2 separate regions of the Homo sapiens genome follow, and region 2 is linked to region 1. The links are chromatin contacts, found by Hi-C or POLR2A ChIA-PET in ENCODE. All regions are on one chromosome and are shown on one strand. Each heading gives the region's core, a stretch centred on a gene start or an enhancer-like site at or near the end of the contact. The rest is flanking DNA. Distances are from core to core; before and after follow the strand shown.

Region 1 (3,057 bases), core at 59-2,558:
GCCAACGTACACATCATCCCCACAGCGAAGTTTTGGTCTATGAGGGTCAGTGCTGTCCTCATAGGCTATCATTTCTGTCCTGGTGTTTAACAGCCCTAATGGGTGTGATAATAATATGTTTGCAATCCCCTGTTAACAGTAAGCATCAGACAAGTGAGGGGTGCTAACCTGCAGACTGCCGGCATGCTTCTCCAGCATTAGGGGACGACCAGGTTGAGCTTGTGCTGGGAGAGCGTCCTGTCTGAGGGTAGAGACATAGCCCCTGCCTTCAGAGACTCCCAGCCTGATAGAAGAAACAGTCTCTGCCCTGGAGAGCCCCTTGTCCAAGGGTATAGAGAGTTATTGCAGGCTCAAGAAAGAGACAAAAGTCACTTGCGATGCATGCAGTTAGCAAATATCTATTGAGGGCCCTCTCTGTATGTGCCCAGCAATGGAGTGGGTGCCAAGGGTACAGGGGGAAGGGGGCCTGTCCCTGTCCTCAAAGTGCTGTACCTGAGCAGTCACAAAATAGTATGGTGGTGGGTGCCACGAGACAAGAAGGTGGGGCCCCCAAGCAGGCTGTCTGGATGTGCTGCCACCTGGAAGTCCCCTCTCTGCACCCCTGGCACTTCCCAGGTGCATCCACCTTCTGCAGCTCCCATTTCGTCCTCCTTGCTCATAGCTGGTTGCTTACCTAAGGTCTCTGACCAGTCCATAGCCTATTCACCTCAAAACCCTGCGCTGAGGAAGCGCTCAGTGACCGAGGAAAGAAGGGAAGCAGGAAGGAAGGAAAAAGGAGAGAATCTCTGCCACCACCACCCTGTGCCAGTCACAGGGCGCAGTCTAGGAGCCGCCTGGAGACCCACGCTGACCTGGCTTTCCCTCAGAGCTGGGAGCATGGGATGTGAGGAGCCCCTGGGTCAGCCTGTGCCCTTCTCCTCCCCTCTTCCTGTCGTTTTCTACGTCTAATTCAGACTAGGTGTGTCTGTGGCTCTTCGGAGAGGAAACAAGACATTTCACACTGACACTTCTCCCCACCCTCCTCAGATAGCCCATTTCCACGTTGTTTGGGGGCAGGATGGGTCCTCTGGGTGGGAAGAGGGTGTGGAGGATGGAAAGAGCCGGTAAGAAGGAGAAAGTCCCGCCTCGGAGGGCTCGGGTGGGGCAGGAGGAGAGGCTGCCTCCAGTCACAGAGCCCGGAGGCAGAGGCCTCCCAAGGTGCCATGCTCTTCAGGAGGGTCTGAGGAGGAGGGAGGGGCGGCAGAGTGGGCCTGTGCTTGGAGACGTCACCCCGGGCTTTATAAAAGGGATGTGATCAGGGAGCTGGGGAGAACTCTTGAGACCGGGAGCCCAGCTGCCCACCCTCTGGACATTCACCCAGCCAGGTGGTCTCGTCACCTCAGAGGCTCCGCCAGACTCCTGCCCAGGCCAGGACTGAGGCAAGGTAGGCACACTGCAGTGTCCACCCCTGGGAAGGGGGTCTGCCCTGACCTGGGGATGCTCTGGAGGGGAGCAGGGAATCCGTTCTAAGACGGACAGATGCATCCAGGCAGGCAAAGGCAGGGGAGGGAGACACTGATCTTTCCTGTTTACCAGCCTGGCCAGATTATCCTGGGATGCCTGGGCGAATACACTGAGTCGCACTTTATTTGTGAAGCTAACACTCTGGGGATCCCGAGGGCTCTCTCTTGCTGTGGAAGGAATACATGCAATAAATAAATGCTGTGGCTGGAATTAGAGACCACAGACACGCTTGGATGGACCTAGGGAACCGCTCGGGGCTCTTGAGAGCAATGGGGCTCCTCTGAGCAGCTCCCCCCAAATTACAGATGGCAAATACAAGCCTAACCAAGGGCATCTACCTACCCACTAAGAACTAGGGGCCACTTCACTCCAGAAGCTTTCCAACCATGCCTGGAATTTCTGTCACTCACTGGATACAAACCCCCCAGGGTGGAGGGAACCACAAAAATTGTCTACAGCAGGTCGGCCACTCATGGCCCCTTTCCAAATAATTCATTTCTACCATATATGTTAAGTGCCCCGATGGGCTGGGCAGTGGAATCTGTGTGTGTGTGTGTGTGTGTGTGTGTGTGTGTGTGTGATATGTGTGTATGGGTGTATGTGTGTATATGTGTGTGATGTGTGTGCGCATGTGTGGTGTATGTGGTGTATGTGTGTGTATGATGTACGTGTATGGGTGTATGTGTGTATATGTGTGTGGCGTGTGTGTGCATCTGTGGTGTGTAGTGTATGTGTACGGGTGTATGGGTATATATCTGTGTGGTGTGTGTGCATGTGTGGTATGTGTGGTGTATGTGTGTGTATGATGTGTATGTATGGATGTGTGTATGTGTGTGTGTATGTTGTGTGTATGGGTGTATGTGTGTATATGTGTGTGTGGTGTGTGTGCGTGTGTGGTGTGTGTGCATGATGTGTGTGTATAGGTGTATGTGTGTATATGTGTGTGGTGTGTATGCGTGTGTGGTGTGTGTGGCATATGTGTATGTGTGTGTATGGGTGTATGTGTGTGGTGTGTGTGGTGTATGTGTGTGTGTATGATGTGTGTGTATGGGTGTATGCGTGTATATGTGTATGGGTGTGTGCGTATATATGTGTGTGGTGTGTGTGTGCATGTGTGGTGTGTGTGGTGTATGTGTGTGGTGTGGGGGGTGTGTGTGTGTGTGCTGGGGTCAGGCAGAGTTGTCCCATGGCGCACATGGTAAGTGCCATCCACAGTGGGAAGGAGGCACTCGGGGGGAAAGGGGAGCCGGAAGAAAGAGTACCACCCTCCAACCACACAAGCCCACTGCCCTCCTTCCTGGCCCACCACCCTGCTTCCGCACAGAGAACCGGAAATGTACATCTACCCACATTCCTGTCTGGCTCAGACCCCTCCAGGATGAAGCCCCTGCAGGGCCCCTTCCCCCAGCCTTGTCACTAGCTTTCTCTCCATGCAAAGCTCCATCCTCTTGTCTAGCTAGAGGGCCTGAAGTTCCCTTTGCACTCAGCCCCTGCCCTTGCTTCAGCGCCTTAGCACCGTCCTGGGAACACTTTCTGTAAACCTTTCAGCGATTC
Region 2 (3,074 bases), core at 510-3,009, 58 kb before region 1:
TTTCCAGAAAACTCAGAAACAGCTGCTAACAAGTGCTGCCTAAATTGCTCTGATGACACTCACCTCTCCCAGGGAGGCCTAGGCAGACCTAGGAGAGATGGCACTGGGGTCTGCGTGTGCCCCTCCTCTCCTGGAGTGTCCAGTAGAGAACTACTTTGCCTGCCCACATCCTCAACCCCTCCCTTCCTGAGAACTCCTCAAGGGCAGAGGGAGAAGCCTCTCCTTGTCCTTGTCGCTAACTCTTAACTGCTTTGCTTCTTTTTTTATTGTTTTCTTTTGTGTGTTCCTGTTTGTTTGTGTTGCTGTTTGGCCTCTGGGCCTCGGGCTCCGGGTAGGATGAACTTTTAGATCTTCAGTTGCAAAGAAACCTAGAGTATTTGGATCAGCAGGTAGGCAGAGCTGGTGCCCCCCTTATCATCCCACTGCCTTCCTGTCGCATCTCTCCACTCCTCCCCACCTCCTCATCTTCCAGCCATTTGACAACCTTTGTTGGTGCAAGCAGGACACAACAAAGTGGCTTATGTTTTGGTTTGCGCCTACACACCCCTTCTCTTCAAAGCCCTTTAGGACAGCTGGGAGTTTCCTGGGGAAAGAAGCATAATAAGTAGGCACATGAATAATTAATGCCACCTCTTATTTCTCCAGTGCTCAGCTCAGATGGAACTGCCCCCAGGGGGCAGGTGGGAATTTGCATTTTTTCTGGCGAGAGGAGGGAGTCGCAGAGTCGAGGGAGCTCTAGGCTGGGCCTAAAATGCTAGGGATTTAGTTCAGCCTGAATCTGGGAAATCATCTTATCATATTTTACAGGTTGTTGTTAAACTCCATAATTGGTAAACTGAGGCCTGCAGACCCTCCCTAGGATGATTTTTAAAGTAATATTCACTCAGTGTATTCATTAGTTCCTCCAAAAGCCCTTTTGCATAAACAGCTCGTGCATTCCTGAGAATTCAGTGCAAACAGAGGGAGTATTATCAACCCAGTTTTACAGGTGAGCAAGCTGAAGAGGCAGTGAATGTTCCATGAGCTGCAAGCAGTGGCTGCCTGGTCTCTGCTCCGGGGTTCTAACCCTTTCTTGTCTTTTAAGCTAAGGGAGCTGTGAGACTGAGTTTAGACAGGCTGGGGGTCAATATGCTGGGTATTTATATAAGCACATACTCTTAAGTTTAGATCTGTGCTACAAACCACGACCTAGAAGTACACAACACTGTCCTGTGGAGGCAGCCTGGAGGGGTGGAAATAATAATAATAATAACAACAGCTACAATAATTGGATGCCTCCTCCATGCCCCATACTATTCTAAGCATTTTTCAGATCTTAACTCATTTAATCTTCACTATAACCCTGTAAGATGGATGCTATTATTACCCCCATTTTACAGCTGAGGAAACTAAAGCACAGAGAGGTTGAATAACATGCCAAGAACACACAGCCAGTGAACAGCCGAGCTTGGACAGTGACTCCAAGCTTCTGACCCAGTTTACAGCTGAGGAAACATCTAATGTGTGACAAAGCTGCTGTCAAACCTCATTAGGATGAGTTCATGCTCTTAAAGTTACAGAAAAAAAAAATTTTAAATGAGATGCTATAGCTGCAACTGTTGGTTCTTCTAGTCACAAGCCATGTGACCCATCTCACCAGGGCTTCATGTCGGTGTCGCAATTCGATTTTGTAATAGGCCTCAGGCACTAGGAAGCACCAATGTCCACAGTTCAATAAACAGGGATGGCTCCTGGCCCTGGAGGCCGTGGCATTCCAGCTCCAGAAGCAGCTCATTGTGTCCACACCATGAGCATTCTGGGCCATGTGGGAACAGATCCCAGGATTCCAACTCTGAGCAGGGCCGGGAGGTCCAGGATCCTGCTGATGGGAAACAAGATCCAAAGTGCCTTGCAGGGGTGAGGAGCAGGGCTCATGGCCCACCCACCTCCGGATTCCTGAGCAAGCTATCCTCCCTGTCACCCATGTGATTGGCTTTCTACTCCATCCACAATGCCCAGCTGTCCAAGCATTCAGTGCAGACAGCAGGGTCCCTTCCTGCGGGCTTTTGCCCTCACAGAGGGGCTGGTCCATTAGGCTAGGGGCTTCAGAACTAGCCTTCCAGAAGACTCCCTCATGGATAAAGGGTATTATTCCTTTTTGTTTGTTTGTTTGTTTTTGTTTTTGTTTTTTTTTTTTTTTTTGAGACAAGATCTCACTCTGTTGCCTAGGCTAGAGTATAGTGGCACAAACCTAGCTCACTGCAACCTCCACCTCCCAGGCTGAAGTGATCCTCCCACCTCAGCCTCCTGAGCAGCTAGGACTACAGACAGGTGTGCAGCCACCACACCTGGCTAATTAAAAAATTTTTTTTTGTAGAGATGGGTGTCCCACTGTACTGGCCAGGCTGGTCTCAAACTCCCAGCCTCAAGTGATCCTCTCACCTCTGCCTCTCAAAGTGCTAGGGTTATAGGCATGAGCCACTGTAGCTGGCCAAGTGTAGTACTCTTTTTTTTGAGAAGGAGTCTCGCCCTTTCACCCAGGCTGGAGTGCAGTGGCGCGATCTCGGCTCACTGTAGGCTTCGCCCCCAGGGTTCACGTAGGTAGTACTCTTAAAAGGCAGTCTTGTATGATGAGAAGAGTCCAGGACATAGTCAGACACTGCTGCTCTAGTTCTAGCTCTGCCATTTACAAGGAAGTTTGTTTTTTTTTTAATCTTGGAAATGTCACTTAGTTTCTCTGGGTCTTTGTTTTCTCAATCATAAAATGGGCATTGTAGAATCTGCCCTTTCCTTTCAACCTCACAGATGTATTGGGAGAATCAAGCAGGGGTGCATATGTGAGCTCTTTGTCAGGCATCGCAAGGAGTGACAGTCACCACTTGCTGCTGTTATTATTTTGTTTTTCCCAAACTCAAAAATATCAATGAGCACTCCTTACCATGTGTGAGGCACTGGGTTAGGTAGTTTCTTACAAAATCTAACATTTTGAAGAGACAGAAGGTAGCACACAAGAATCCTCCTAGAGGTAAGACCCACCTGTGCTGAAAGATCCCCAAAGCCGCAGCACAGGCGGGAGCAGGCCAGGATGAGAACAC

Evidence for each region. Hi-C counts contacts between places; a loop is a spot of excess contacts on that map. ChIA-PET counts read pairs that join two places held with the same protein, here RNA polymerase II (POLR2A).
Region 2: POLR2A ChIA-PET joins it to region 1 with 10 read pairs in PC-9. The contact joins the enhancer-like site here to the promoter of KISS1 in region 1. A Hi-C loop is called at or near these places in 1 of 168 maps with a recorded cell type or tissue (heart right ventricle). POLR2A ChIA-PET finds 5 or more read pairs at or near these places in 4 of 52 experiments (BJ, HepG2, K562 and 1 more).

The regions. Positions count from the first base shown.
Region 1 is chr1:204,194,742-204,197,798 of GRCh38, reverse strand. KISS1 (KiSS-1 metastasis suppressor) reads left to right here and starts at 1,308. Exons shown (of 3, transcript NM_002256.4): 1 at 1,308-1,423.
Region 2 is chr1:204,252,941-204,256,014 of GRCh38, reverse strand. The region is part of intron 9 of PLEKHA6 (pleckstrin homology domain containing A6); the gene reads left to right. Among named protein-coding and RNA genes, the nearest start is that of GOLT1A, 40 kb to the right of the region's middle. RefSeq lists enhancers at 1,367-1,866, 1,867-2,368. Within about 2 kb of position 1,759, at least 5 of the 41 ENCODE cell types and tissues checked have a DNase peak (open chromatin) inside an H3K27ac peak, as active enhancers do.